Regions from separate parts of the Homo sapiens genome. Here regions 2 and 3 are each linked to region 1. The links are chromatin contacts, found by Hi-C or POLR2A ChIA-PET in ENCODE. All regions are on one chromosome and are shown on one strand. The core of a region is the stretch at or near the end of the contact, and the rest is flanking DNA. Distances in the headings are between cores, read along the strand shown.

What was found. A loop is a pair of places that touch in the nucleus more often than their neighbours do. ChIA-PET counts read pairs that join two places held with the same protein, here RNA polymerase II (POLR2A). Pooled maps may share reads with other maps.
Region 2: a map with no recorded cell type shows a loop between it and region 1 (20-fold over the local background). The contact joins the promoter of TIMM22 here to the promoter of CLUH in region 1. A Hi-C loop is called at or near these places in 2 of 37 single-sample maps with no recorded cell type and 6 of 50 pooled maps.
Region 3: a pooled map shows a loop between it and region 1 (5-fold over the local background). The contact joins the enhancer-like site here to the promoter of CLUH in region 1. A Hi-C loop is called at or near these places in 1 of 50 pooled maps. POLR2A ChIA-PET finds 5 or more read pairs at or near these places in 2 of 52 experiments (HEK293 and RWPE1).

What each region holds. Positions count from the first base shown.
Region 1 is chr17:2,709,136-2,713,685 of GRCh38, reverse strand. CLUH (CLUH binding protein of NUMT mRNA) reads left to right here and starts at 1,922. Exons shown (of 26, transcript NM_001366661.1): 1 at 1,922-2,124. The coding sequence starts at 2,025. LOC105371592 (a long non-coding RNA gene) reads right to left here and starts at 1,377. Exons shown (of 2, transcript NR_136412.1): 1 at 1,287-1,377; 2 at 853-1,204. RefSeq lists enhancers at 657-1,552, 1,553-2,449, 3,284-3,363 and silencers at 1,614-1,793, 1,924-2,043.
Region 2 is chr17:995,231-999,780 of GRCh38, reverse strand. TIMM22 (translocase of inner mitochondrial membrane 22) reads right to left here and starts at 2,652. Exons shown (of 4, transcript NM_013337.4): 1 at 2,401-2,652; 2 at 806-1,002; 3 at 197-269. The coding sequence starts at 2,638. RefSeq lists an enhancer at 1,939-2,630.
Region 3 is chr17:3,752,475-3,757,024 of GRCh38, reverse strand. ITGAE (integrin subunit alpha E) reads left to right here. Exons shown (of 31, transcript NM_002208.5): 10 at 1-41; 11 at 1,128-1,195; 12 at 1,764-1,908; 13 at 3,100-3,242; 14 at 3,595-3,735. Among named protein-coding and RNA genes, the nearest start is that of HASPIN, 31 kb to the right of the region's middle. RefSeq lists an enhancer at 1,181-1,884. Within about 2 kb of position 1,927, at least 5 of the 41 ENCODE cell types and tissues checked have a DNase peak (open chromatin) inside an H3K27ac peak, as active enhancers do.

The DNA of each region.
Region 1 (4,550 bases), core at 673-3,172:
TGTGTATACACATACGTATATACACACGCACACATAAGTATGTATGTGTATATATACACACATATATACACACTTTTATATATATTGATTATAAATATATATATTTTATATATACACTTATATATATACACACTATATATATACACACACTATATATATACACACTATATATACACACTATATATATATACACACACTATATATATATATGCACACTTTTTTTTTCTTTTTTTGAGACGGAGTTTCTCTCTTGTTGCCCAAGCTGGAGTGCAATGGCGCGATCTCGGCTCACCGCAACCTCCACCTCCTGGGTTCAAGCGATTCTTCTGCCTCAGCCACCCGAGTAGCTGGGACTACAGGCGCACACCACCATGCGCAGCTAATTTTTGTATTTTTAGTAGAGACGGGGTTTCACCATCTTGGCCAGGCTGGTCTCTAATTCCTGACCTCGTGATCCGCCCGCCTCTGCCTCCCAAAGTGCTGGAATTACAGGCGTGAGCCACCGCGCCCGGCTTTTTTTTTTTTTTTTTTTTTGAGACGGTGTCTGTGTCACCCAGGCAGGAGTGCAGTGGTGCGATCATAGCTCACTGCAGCTTGGAACTCCTGGGCTCAATCTGAGCCGTCCTGAGTGATACTCCCAGCTCAGCTCCCAAGTAGCTGGGACTACAGGCGCGTGCCACTACACCTGGCTTTTTTTAAACAATATTTTTTGTAGAGACGGGGGTTTTGAAATGTTGCCCAGGTTGGTCTCAAACTTCCGAATCCTGAACTCAAGTCATCCGCCTGGCTTCGGCCTCCCAAAGTGCTAGGATTACAGGCGTGAGCCGCTGCACCGCCCGGCCGAGAAGAATCTTACCAGTTCTCATCTTCCTTCCTCCCGTTTAAATGCTCACATCAAGTCGCTGGCTTTCCTCACCACGTGCTCTCCAGAACAAGGTCGGCTTTCCTTCGCAATTTGTGCGAGGCCCTACCTAAGGCCCTCCCAGCCCACCTCGGGAAGCTGAAGCTTTCCAGTTCTCATTAGAGCTTGACAAACGCTCCGAAGGTTATAGGCCTCGGGTGCTTCCCAAAGGCCCCCTGCGGCCTGGCCAGGAAAGACCCACCGGCGCTCTCTGCCTGGAGCACTTCAACTCACTGCAAGACCTGGTCCCAATGTCCCCTCTGCAGCATTCTCTGACCTCACCGTTCCGTCCCCGCCAAGCCCCTGCCAAGTGAAAAATACGAGTTAAAGCGTCCTGGCTGTGGATGGAGTCAGACCCGGCTCTACCCCTTGCTCTCTGTGTGACCTTGGTCTCGGCCTCCTCCACTGTAAAATGAGGACACCAGCCTGGAGGTGAGGACCCATGGGTCGAGGACGCGGGTAGGGAGCCCGTTCTGGCTCGGGGCAAAGTTTGGCGGGTCCATTCTGACTCTTGATCCCCATTAGCCACGTCTCGCCCTCGCCTCTCGTGCCCGTGCCCTAAGCGACCCTCCACTCCCTCAATAATCCAGCCGCACCCATTCGGCGGGAAAGGGCCTGCCGGGTGGGGAGGGCGCTGAGGGTCACGCGAACACCGCAGATGACAGACTGCGCGGTCATTTAGCAAATCTGCAAGAGAAAACAGGGGATCCTTGGAGAGGGGAGGATTAGCCATGGCAGAACCAGACCAGTCTCCACCCAAGGTCACAGTGCCCGCCCGACGGGCAGCGAGCAGCAGGGAGTCTCCCCGAGGCCCCGCCCCGCGAGGGCGCCCAGCCTCCCTGGGCCTTGAGTCAGAGTGCGTTGCCTTTAAGACGTTCTGGAAAGTCACCGCGTCCGTGGGCGGGGAACCAGGCGCGGCGCGTTTTGTCCCTCGCGGGCCGCCGTGGGCTGGGCCGGGCGCGAGGGTGGGGCAGGGAAACGGCGGCGGGGTCAAAGGCCACGGCGCGCACCACGTGGGCCGGTGACTCCGTCCTTCCCTCAGCAGCCGCGGCGCGCAGGGCACTTGGGTTAGTGGCGCGGCGGGCGGCGCGGACAGCCGAGGCGGACGCCCGCTCCCGCCACCATGGTTATCAAGACGGACGAGTTGCCGGCGGCCGCCCCGGCCGACAGCGCCCGGGAACACGGCTCGCAGGCCGGGGGCAAGGGGCGGCCGGGCGCGGCCGGTGAGCGGGGCCAGGGCCAGCGGGCCGCTGGGCGGGGGGCGCCGGACCAGGGCGGGCGGGTTCGGGACTCCGCGGGGATCGCCGCCTTCCCTCCGCGTCGGGCCCGGTTGTATCTCGCTGGGGCCTTCACCGGGTCGCCCCCGCGCTGAAGGTCACCTTCACAGTCGCCCCCGGCTGCGGCCCGGGTTTCGCACGTGCGGTCCCGTGGAGGGCAGCCTCGGCTGGCACCCTCGGCGGGCACACGCGCGCCTCATCGCGGGGACACGTGCGCGCACACGCGGTTTCGGGGTGCGCCGCCGCCGCAGACCGAAAGAATCGGCGGCCCCACCCCCTCTGCGCCCGAGCATGGGAGCTCTCTGAGCTGGGGTCGCTCCGACGTTTGCGGGACAGCCCCCTTCGGCACCTGCTCCGCGGCGGCCTCCCAGGCATCCCCTGTGCGCAGGGCTGCAGCCCTGGGAGTGAAGCTCCGCTCGAGGCTTCCCAGGCTTGGTTTGTGGGAAGAGCACGAGGTGCGGGGTGTGCGTTGTGAGGGGCGTCCCTGGTTCATGCCCTGAGGCCAGGCTATAACCGCAGGTCTTCAGGCTGTGGCGGAGACTCTCAGGTGTGTTGGCCTGCTCGGCCGACCTGGTGTAGGGGGCGTCTGCCTTTGCATGGGGCAGAGCCAAACTCCTTGGCAGGGGGAAGTGTTTGTGCCAGAACTTGATCATTAACCTGCCTTATTGCGAAAAGTGGGTCAGACCAGAGTTGCTGTTTTTAAGGCAAAGGTCGTTAGTGTGGAGTCAAGCTCCCAGCGATCCCCCATGGGGGCTGTATGGTGGTGACTGTGGCAGTGGCTGCAGCTTGTCTCGGGTGGGGCCTGCTTTCCCTTTCTCCTGAGCCCCTTCTCTTCCTTCTGTTCCCTCCACCGTGTCTCAGACTCCAGCCTTGGGGCTGGAATCCCCTTCCCAGGCCCTCAGTCGTCATCTTCCTCAGGCCCTCTTTGCTCTGGGTGGCAGTGGAGGTGCAGAGCTACTCCTGTCCCCCAGTCCCTCCCTCCTCCGTCGACTGTCCTCAGTTGGGACTTGTGGTCTTAACGCCTCATCATCTCCCTTCCTAGCTTCAGTGAGTGCGCCAGGGCTGACTTGGGAATCAGGATGGGGACAGCGTTCAGCCCTCTGACCCTGTTCCCATCATAGCGGAGTTGCCTTGGGGTGAGGGACAGGTGCTGGGGCAGTACTGCTGATTGTCTAGACAAGGCCAAGGTTTGGGCAGAAGAGCAGATGCTCATCGCCCCAACCTACCAGGCTTTGTGCTGATGTGGCTCTGAATCAGTGGGGGCAGGCTGGATGAGAGGAGGTTGGCTGATTTCCCCTCTAGCAGAGACCCGAAGAGTCGAAGTGACTTGCCCAAGGTCACACAGCGATTTAGCTGTTAAGGGAAGTGTTTGGATTCCAGCTCATGGCCAGCAAGCCAAGGCTGCCGTGGCCTGGCCCAGAGGAAGCTGGGACAGGCGTGTTGGTTTGGATCCCGTGCTGAGAACTAGGGGGCTGACGAGCGTCTGTTGGAGGATTTCTGTGAGGGAGTCAGTGAAGCCCCTTCCTAACTCTGCTGGGGGTGGGGGGGCTCTGTCGGGGGTAAACTGAGTCAGGGAAGGGCACAGCTATTTGTTTTGGGGAAACTGGGAGCATACTCGTGGGCAGGACATGGGCTCCTACGTCCCTGGGAAGGTAGTACAGCTAGCTAGGACTTACGTTACAGCCAGCCCGGATCTATTGAAAGAAGGAAGGAGCCTTAATGAAGACCCCCCAGCTGGGGCCCACCTGAGCATCAGAACCAAGGCTTCTGACCTCTGAGATCCAGCTCTGGAAGGCTCTTCAGCCCCCTTAGGAAGGAGCTGATCTAGGCCATTGAGGGTCGGGGGCAAGGGTTGGTTACCTTCCTGGGAATACAGCGGCTTTTAGGGGTTAAGAGAACAGGCAGGTTTTTCAGGTCCACAGTGGTGCGTCAGGTTCCTTCTGCCCAGGGGAGGGCTCCCTGGAGTTGAGGCCCAGAGGGGGAGGAGGAGGAGGCTGGCAGCTGGGGAAGGAGTCTAGGGGCTTATGGGAGCTCCGCAACAGGATCTTGGATGGGATGTGGGGAGAGCAGCCTGAGGAACTCTGAACTGTCCTCAGGCCCTGAACGCCTGCCTCTGGCCTGGGTGGGACAGGAAGGAGGCAAACAGGTGCCTGGTCTGTAGGTTCTTCCATAGGCCGCCTGCCCGCCCCATTGCCTTTCCCTGAAGCCCTGGGCTCCCGGGACGGGTGATGCACCTTTTCGGACCCTACTTCCTGCTGGAGCCTCACTTGCTGAGGCCTTGGCTGGGGCGTGGCCTGGCCCTGGCACAGTCTTCTGAGTGAGATTGTGCCTGGCTTGGGCAGCACACAGGTCCTCTGGGAGGCCTAAGTTTC
Region 2 (4,550 bases), core at 1,403-3,902, 1.7 Mb after region 1:
AGTAGTGCCAACGATGGGAAACCCTCATCTAGATCCTACAAGTTTCCAAAACCGAGTTACCACAGAAACAAACATGATTTATTTGTCAGAGGGAAGAAGATCAAGTGTCCCTGGAACACTCGTGTGTTTGGAAATGACAACCTCAGCACGTTGTCCAAGGCCACAAAGAAAAAGCATTCGAGAGCCGTTTACTAACCTCTGAAACCAATAGCTCCTCCCGTGATGCAGCCACTGATGACACTGTTCTTCCAGTCTGATGTTCCCCGGTACTGTGGGCAGGGAAGTACACGTTAGAGCCAAAGAAACAAGCCAAGGCAGACCATTAAGGAGGAATACACAGGGTTGCTCGTTAGCTCATTCAGTCCCTACCCAAAGGAAACCTAATCTTTCTTGAAAATATAGTTCCTAAGTATACAGCGTGTATATATATATATATATATATATATATATATATATAGTATGCGTTCATAGATGCTTCCTGCAGGTGGCACCAGAGTGCTGAAACCAAGCCCAGCATTTGGAATGTAATCAAAATTTCTTCAAGGGGCTCTCCAATAAGTCTCGTTTAAAATCATTAGCTAACTTCTAGCCTACAAAAAGTAAAAAATAATGCAAGCCCATACTGTAAACACACACAAAGTCTGCCACAGGGACTATTTTATGGAAGTTCAACCTAGAATGTATCTGATGCTTCTGATTTGCTTTCTAGTAACAACTTTCAAATGACTTTTAAAGAGCAATTTCTCTTTAAAAGTAATGAAATGGTGGCCCCAGCAAGGATTTCTTAGAAGGCAGAGACACTTACAGATTCTATCAAACACTCAGTACAAGAAAACATGGCTCCCACAATGGCGAAATTTTTGGCATAGGACATTCCTCTCTGCCCCATGTCTTTCAGCACTTCTTTTGCAGTCGGTGTACGGTAAGGATCCTTAGGGTCAAAGCCCACGTTGGTATCGATGCCAGCGGTAAACACCCCAAATGCACCTCCTAAGACAAATCCTAGAAGCAAACACAGAGATGAAGGTGTCTTTGGCATGTTTTCTGCATTACTCTATTGGGATCATCCTGGAAGGGACCATGCTTTTGGATGACCACCGGTGCAGAGGACACCCCCCTCTTGCCACTCAAACTCTCCACTTGCCTGGAGACTTGCAATCCAGGGTCTATGTTACTGACATCATCTTCTCCGTCTCTAAGATTTCTTCCTCCTGTCATTCCCTAACATTTCTCAAGATTCCATCTTTAACCCTCTATTCTCTCTACATTCTCTCATATGTAAACCAGCCACCCTCAACTTCAGCTATCAACTTTGCAAATCACTCTCTTGGCCACTGTGACATTCACAGTAATGCTTTACTGAGCACATGCCAGTATGCCACAGCCTCATTCATTCTTCACAATAATCCAGTGAGACAGATGCTATTAGCCTCTCCTTTCTATAAACTGAGGCTCAGAGAGGTTAAGCAACTTCTCCCAAGGCCACACAGCTACCTAATGGCAAATCCCACACTGCTGCCACATCTGTCCTTCCTGAGCCGGCTGGACATGTCCAGATGGATGCCCTCTCATGACCTCATGGTCAATATGAGTTTAATAAAATCATGGGCACCTCCCCTTCAACTTAAGGGAAAAACAGAAGGACAAGTGCAGACTTCGTCTCTCCTTGCTCGGGGCTGTCTAGTCACAATGGTCTTTCAGTTTTTCAAACCTCAAACAACTGCTGCCCTAGAGTCGTCTGCATGTGCATTTCCATATGTCTGCATCCTTCCTCTGCAGTGTTCCTGCTCAACATTCTTCTCCACATAGTATAATACAGGCCCCATGAAGACCAGGCTCTTGTCTCTTTCACCTGGCACGTGATATTGCTTAGGAACAATTTGTTGAAAGAATTATTTAAGAGAATGAATTTAAGGGAATGAACGGATGAATGAAGTCACCCACGTAATAACTTTTTGTTGTTGTTTTTGAGACGGAGTCTCGCTCTGTCGCCCAGGCTGGAGAGCAGTGGCACATCTCGGCTCACTGCAAGCTCCGCCTCCTGGGTTCAAGCGATTCTCCTGCCTCAACCTCCCGAATAGCTGGGACTACAGGCGCCCACCACCACGTCCAGCTAATTTTTTGTATTTTTAGTAGAGACGGGGTTTCACCGTGTTAGCCAGGATGTCATGTAATAACTTTCAGGCCCCAACCACAGCACCGATTCTCTAACCCAATTTTCATCAGGAAAGCCGGCCTGAGGGGGCAGGAGAGGTGACGCCCGATTCACGAACGAGGCGAGGGTGTGGTCAAGGTCAAGGCCCGCAGTCCCTCGCCTCCCAGGCGCGTGGTCTTCTCGGCAGAGATCCCCACTGCCGTCCAGGCCCTCAGCCTCCCAAGGGTCCCATCGCCCGGCCTCACCTCCCACGCAGGCCAGCGCAGCCTTGAAAGCGCAGCTTTCCATCGCCTTCTCGATCATCTTCTGCTCCTCACTCTTGGCTGGACTTGGGATCCCGCCCAGGCTCCCAGGCTCCAGGAGCCGGGGCTGACGCTTGTCACCCACCAGGTACTGCAGGAGCAGGCTGTACTGCAGCGGAGCTTCGGCGGAACCCGCTGTCTCAGGGGCCGAGCCTCCGGCATTGGGGGCGGCCGCCGCCATGACAGTCGCTGCCCAAGCAACCCTCGCGTCCTTCTCCCCGCAGCAGATTCGACAAGCGTCACGTTGCGGGCCCTGAGACTAGCCACTGTGATGCAACGGCAGATTCGCCGCAGGAGGAAGCCGCGGCCGCAACGCTCCTGGTGCGCACACCAGCGAGACCGCTATCATGTTTCCAAAAAGAAAGCCTCTTGTGAAAATGGAATTGGGCTTGGACAGCTTTCCCCATGTCACAGACAAACGAGATTCAGATTCACCAGAAAGCGCCCTCACGGTCGGGGCTGCAGCGCGGTGAGTACCGGGATTTGTAGTTCTAATCCGACACCCAACTACATTTCCCAGGAAGCGTTGCGCGTGCTCTCGCGCCTCGGCCCCGCGCGGGGCTCTTACGAGCTCCTGAGGGGAGCGAGGAGTGGCCGCGCGCTCCGGGGCTGCCGTGCTCCGGATCGCCGGGAGGGGACGCGCGAGCATTGTCGCTGCCCTTTCCACCTCGTGCTGTCATCGGGCGGTGAGGCGTTAAATCCCGTGGTCCCGGAAGGTGCGGTGAGAGGTGGATGCTTTGTAGATAAGCGTGAACTTGTGCTGTAAATGCACGGACCGGGCGCGGGGGCTCACGCCTGTCATCCAGCACTGTGGGAGGCCGAGGCCGGTGGATCACGAGGTCAGGAGTTCGAGACCAGTCTGACAAACATGGTGAAACCCCATCTCTACTAAAAATTAAAAAAATAAAAAATAAAAAAATTAGCTGGGCATGGTGGTGCACGCCTGTATTCTCAGCTACTTAGGAGGCTGAAGCAGGAAACCCCGTCTCTACTAAAAATATAAAAATTAGCCAGGTGGCGGCAGGCGCCTGTAATCTCAGTTACTCGGGAGGCTGAGACAGGAGAATCTCTTAAACCCGGGAGGTGGAGGTTGCAGTGAGCCAAGATCGCACCATCGCACTCCAGCCTGGGCGACAAGAGCAAGACTCCGTCTCAAAAAAAAAAAAAAAAAAAAAAAAATCCTAACTGACAGCATTTGCTGACTTGTGTGGTGTTAATATCCCCATCATGGCTGATTTCAAACTACCAAGCGAGGTCATCAGTCAGAATTGGGAAGACGTACAGCAGCATGTGGTTACATGGTGTTTCTATCACACAGATACAATCTATGGAAATAACCTCAACAGCATAGATAGGAGTACAGTGTAGTAAAATTTTTAGGAGGGGATGAGTTTTGAGCACATATTACCTATTTTTAGTGTAATTTATTATAAATGTATAGAATGTAATTTTTAATAATAACTGTGCTTAACAACCAGCTCAAAAACTCCTGATAATTTGTTGCCTTACTTTTTAAAATTACTCTTTTGAGACAGAGTCTTGCTCTGTCACCCAGGTTGGAGTGCAGTGGTGCAATCTCCGCTCACTGCAACCTGCACCTCCCGGGTTTGAGCGATTCTCCTGCCTCAGCCTCCCGACTAGCTGGGATTACAGGCACATGCCACCATGCCCGGCTAATTTTTGTATTTTTAGTAGAGACAAGGTTTCACCATGTTGGCCAGGCTGGTCTCAAACTCCTGACCTCAGGTGACCCACCCACCTCGGCCTCCCAAAGTGCTTGGATTCCAGGCGTGAGTCACTGCGCCCGGCCAGTTAGGGCCTTTTTGTTATTGTTGTTAAACATTTACCATTATACCACTGCACTGCAAGCATATTTTGGGAACCAAGAACACTTCCTCCTCTTTGAGGAAACCAGAATTGGGGCCTGGAGGCAGAGAAATTGGGAATGGATTTCTGGTCATATCCAGGAAAATCCTAGGGGATGTTGGAGAGAGGTTTTCAGTCCCAAGAATGCTAACACTTTGGCATCATTTTGTACTCCTCGTATGAACAAAACGTGGCCTGGGAACACCTCTGGGCATTTAAGCACACTT
Region 3 (4,550 bases), core at 678-3,177, 1.0 Mb before region 1:
GCTGCTGAGCAAACTGCGGTACAACATCATCAGCATGGAAGGTGAGGGCTCCGGGACCCAGGCCACCGCAGGAGGCCCGAGCCTATGCTCCAGCCCGGCCTCTGTCCCATCTTCATGTGGTTTCTCTGAGCAACTCCCATCATCTCCCTGAACCTCAGCTCTTCCATGTCTAAAAAGGCAATGGCCGGGTGTGGTGGCTCATGCCTGTTATCCCAACACTTTGGGAGACAGAGGCAGGTGGATTGCTTGAGGCCAGGAGTTTGAGACCCGCCTGGGCAACATGGCAAAACCCCATCTCTACTAAAACAAAAAGTAGCTGGGGCCAGGTGTGGTGGCTCACGCCCATAATCCCAACACTCTGGGAGGCCAAGGCCGGTGGATCACCTGAGGTCTGGAGTTCAAGACCAGCCTGGCCAACATGGTGAAATCCTGTTTCTACTAAAAATACAAAAAAATGTAGCCAGGCGTGGTGGTGCATGCCTGTGATCCCAGCTACTCAGGAGCCCGAGACAGAAGAATCACTCGAACCCAGGAGGCAGAGGTTGCAGTGAGCCAAGATCGCGCCACTGCACTCCAGGATGGGTGACAGAGCGAGGCTCCATCTCAAAAAAAAAAAAAAAAAAATTAGCCAGGCGTGGTGGCGCATGACCTCTATTCCCAGCTACTTGGGAAGCTAAGGCACCAGGTCACTTGACCTTGGGAGGCACAAGTTGCAGTGAGCTGATATTGAGCCATGGCACTCCAGCCTGAGCAACAGAGTGAGACACTGTCTCAAAAAAAAAAAAAAAAAAAAAAAAAAAGGCCAACAATATCCCCAGGCCTCCTTGCGTCCCAGAATCTCCATGAAGCTCTGATGAACTGAGCTGGTGCTGGAGAAACAAGGATGGCTGGGGCATAGTCCCTTCTCCCAGGAGCTCACAGACGAGGAAACTGAGGCCTAGAAAGAGTGAACTGCCCAGATAGTAGTTGCTCAAGGAGAACCTGGGTCTCTACCCTCAGCCGGGTTCTCTTCCTGTTACACCAAGCATGGTTCCTTCTGGGAGTGAGGCCAAGCTGGACTGTCCCCTGACTCAGTTTCTCCCTTCACCTCGGCCCACAGCAGTCTCACTGGGCTTCTTGGCTTGCAGGCACGGTTGGAGACGCCCTTCACTACCAGCTGGCACAGATTGGCTTCAGTGCTCAGATCCTGGATGAGGTACGTGGCTGACTCAGCACCAGGCAGGCTTGCCCATTGGTGAGGGGCCCAGGACACCTAGGATTCAGGGACTCCTGCCTCCCATCCAGGGCTCTGCCCTACCTGTGGTGATTCCTGTAAAAGAGCGATTTTATTTTAATTAATTAATTTATTTATTTATTTTGAGACGGAGTCTTGCTCTGTCGCCCAGTCTGGAGTGCAGCGGTGCAGTCTCGGCTCACTGCAACAAAAGGGTGGCCATATTGATGACAGGAGGTCGCTTTTTTCTGTGTGCTCAAACATCCAGTTGTTCCCCTGAATACAGACCAGGCAACAGGACTCGGCCTGGGTCAGCTTATCAACCAAGCTGCTTGCTTCTCCCGGAGGAGGGAGTGCAAGGGCACGAGGCAGGAGCCCAGTGTTGGCCATCTCACCTTCCCGCCTGCATCTCTGGCCAGGCGGGCACTAGACCACCGAACGCCCCCCTGCTCCCAGCCAGGTTAGCCGCGCTGGCCCGGAGACCCGCGGCCACCGTGGCCCGGCCTTGGGTCCCTCCCACTCATCTGGGCCCCATCCCCGTCCCCTTCAGCGGCAGGTGCTGCTCGGCGCCGTCGGGGCCTTTGACTGGTCCGGAGGGGCGTTGCTCTACGACACACGCAGCCGCCGGGGCCGCTTCCTGAACCAGACAGCGGCGGCGGCGGCAGACGCGGAGGCTGCGCAGTACAGCTACCTGGGTGAGGGCGGGGCCACCTGATGAGGGCGGGGCCACCTGATGAGGGCGGGGCCTGGAGGCTCCCTGGGCGAGGGTGGGGCCTGAGGGCTACGTGGGCGAGGGCGGGGCCTACCTGGGCGAGGGTGGGGCCTGGGGGCTACCTGGGTGAGGGCGGGGCCTGGAGGCTACCTGGGCGAGGGTGGGGCCTGGGGGCTACCTGGGTGAGGGCGGGGCATGGAGGCCACGTGGGCGAGGGTGGGGCCTGGGGGCTACCTGGGAGAGGGCGGGGCCTGGAAGTTACGTGAGGAGGGTGGGGCCTGGAGACCACCTGGGTGAGGGCGGGGCCTAGAGGCCACCTGGGCGAGGGCGGGGCCGAGATGGGGACACCGAGGCTGCGCATTAGGCTGCACTTGAGGTTTCCGGATGGGGGCGGGACCTGGTCAGTCACATGGGCCGAGGGGCGGGTCCTGGTTAGGGACCGTGAGGCTGAGTACTACAGCCTCCTGGGTAGGTACAAGGCCTGTCAGGTACACACCAGGCACAGCAGCCACCCAGGGGAGGGCGGGGCCTCTCCATTAATAATAGTGGTGCAGTAGCTCACGCCTGTAATCCCAGGAGGCCGATGCGGGCGGATCATCTGAGGTCTGGAGACCAGCCCGGCCAACATGGCAAAACCCTGTCTCTACTAAAAATACAAAAATTAGCTAGGCGTGGTGGCGGATGCCTGTAGTCCCACGTACTCGGAAGGCTGAGGCACAAGAATCGCTTGAACCCGGGAGGGGGAGGTTGCAATGAGCCAAGACTGTGCCACTGCACTCCAGCGTGGGCGACAGACTGAGACTCTGTCTCAAAAATAAATAAATAAATAAATAAAAATAATAATAGTGGTGGGCGTCCTCTCACCCCTCTTCTCCGTCCTCCTAGGGTGTGTGTGGGAGCGTGGGTAGTGAATGTGTGCGAACGAGTATTTCGAGCAAAGCTGCATACGTGACAGACAGCGTGTGCATCATATCTGTGTGATGGGGATGTGTGTGACTGGCAAAGTGAGAGTGCTCGCTGATGCCGATTTTTAACATAGTGAGAAAGACAGTCTCTCCTATTTTGCCCCCCTCCCCAGGCCACTTTGAAGGCCTGACTGGGAAGGTGCCGGGGCCAAGAGAGAGGCCAGGTGGGAGCACACGGTGTGTTCACAGCCACACCACCCTTGCCCCAGGTTACGCTGTGGCCGTGCTGCACAAGACCTGCAGCCTCTCCTACATCGCGGGGGCTCCACGGTACAAACATCATGGGGCCGTGTTTGAGCTCCAGAAGGAGGGCAGAGAGGCCAGCTTCCTGCCAGTGCTGGAGGGAGAGCAGGTACCTGCTGGGGAAAGCCTCCACCCCTTATGACCGATGGGGAATCTGGAGGCCCCCAAGGGAAAGGAGTGGGTCCCACGGTGCACAGTGGGCCAGGGCCCGGGCTGGGTGAAACTCAGGCTCCTGAGTGGAGCTCGAGGGCTCTGCTTCAGCTCTGCATGTCTGATTGCTAGGCAGTTTCCTCCGCTGTGGGGCCTGGGCTGCTCCTCCACTCTTCTGTTACTCTCAGTGAGCAAATTGATATGTAACGACCCAAATTGGGTGGTCCAGGAAGCACGCGGGCAGGGGTGTAGCCTTGCTGAGGGGTGCAGGAGCGGGGCTCCTGGTGAGCTGAGTTCCTCCCGGGCTGTAGATGGGGTCCTATTTTGGCTCTGAGCTGTGCCCTGTGGACATTGACATGGATGGAAGCACGGACTTCTTGCTGGTGGCTGCTCCATTTTACCACGTTCATGGAGAAGAAGGCAGAGTCTACGTGTACCGTCTCAGCGAGCAGGTGGGAGAGTCTCCATCTTCATGAGCTTGCTGAGGCTGTGGCACTCAGCCTGACACAGAGGTGATGGAGGCTGGGAGTGCCCTGGCCCTGCCTGGCACCAGTGGGCAGTGATGGGGAGGTGCTCAGGCTGGATGGCGGCTGGGCGGGGCAGCGGCATCGCTCTCCGCACCCACTTTCTTACCCAAGGGTGATCGTTGATGATAATATCTCTAATATCTCTTTTTTTGTGGTTGTTGTTTTTGAGATGGAGTTTTGCTCTCGTTGCCCAGGCTGCAATGCAATGGCAGGATCTTGGCTCACCGCAACCTCTGCCTCCGGGGTTCAAGCAATTCTCCTGCCTCAGCCTACCAAGTAGCTGGGATTACAGGCATGGGCCACACACCCGGCTAATTTTATATTTTTGGTAGAGACAGGGTTTCTCCATGTTGGTCAGGCTGGTCTTGAACTCCCGACCTCAGGTGATCCACCCACCTCGGCCTCCCAAAGTGTTGGGATTACAGGCGTAAGCCACCTCGCCCAGCATTTTTTTTTTTTTTTCCGAGACTGAGTCTCACTCTGTTGTCCAGGCTGGAGTGCAATGGTGCAATCTCAACTTACTGCAACCTCTACCTCCTGGGTTGATTCTCCTGCCTCAGCCTCCCAAGTAGCTGGGATTACAGGCATGTGCCACTACACCCGGCTAATTTTTGTAATTTTAGTAGAGATGGGGTTCCGCCATGTTAACCAGGCTGGTCTCGAACTCCTGACCTCAGGTGATCCACCTACCTTGGCCTCCCAAAGTGATGAGATTATGGGCGTGAGTCACCGCGCCCAGC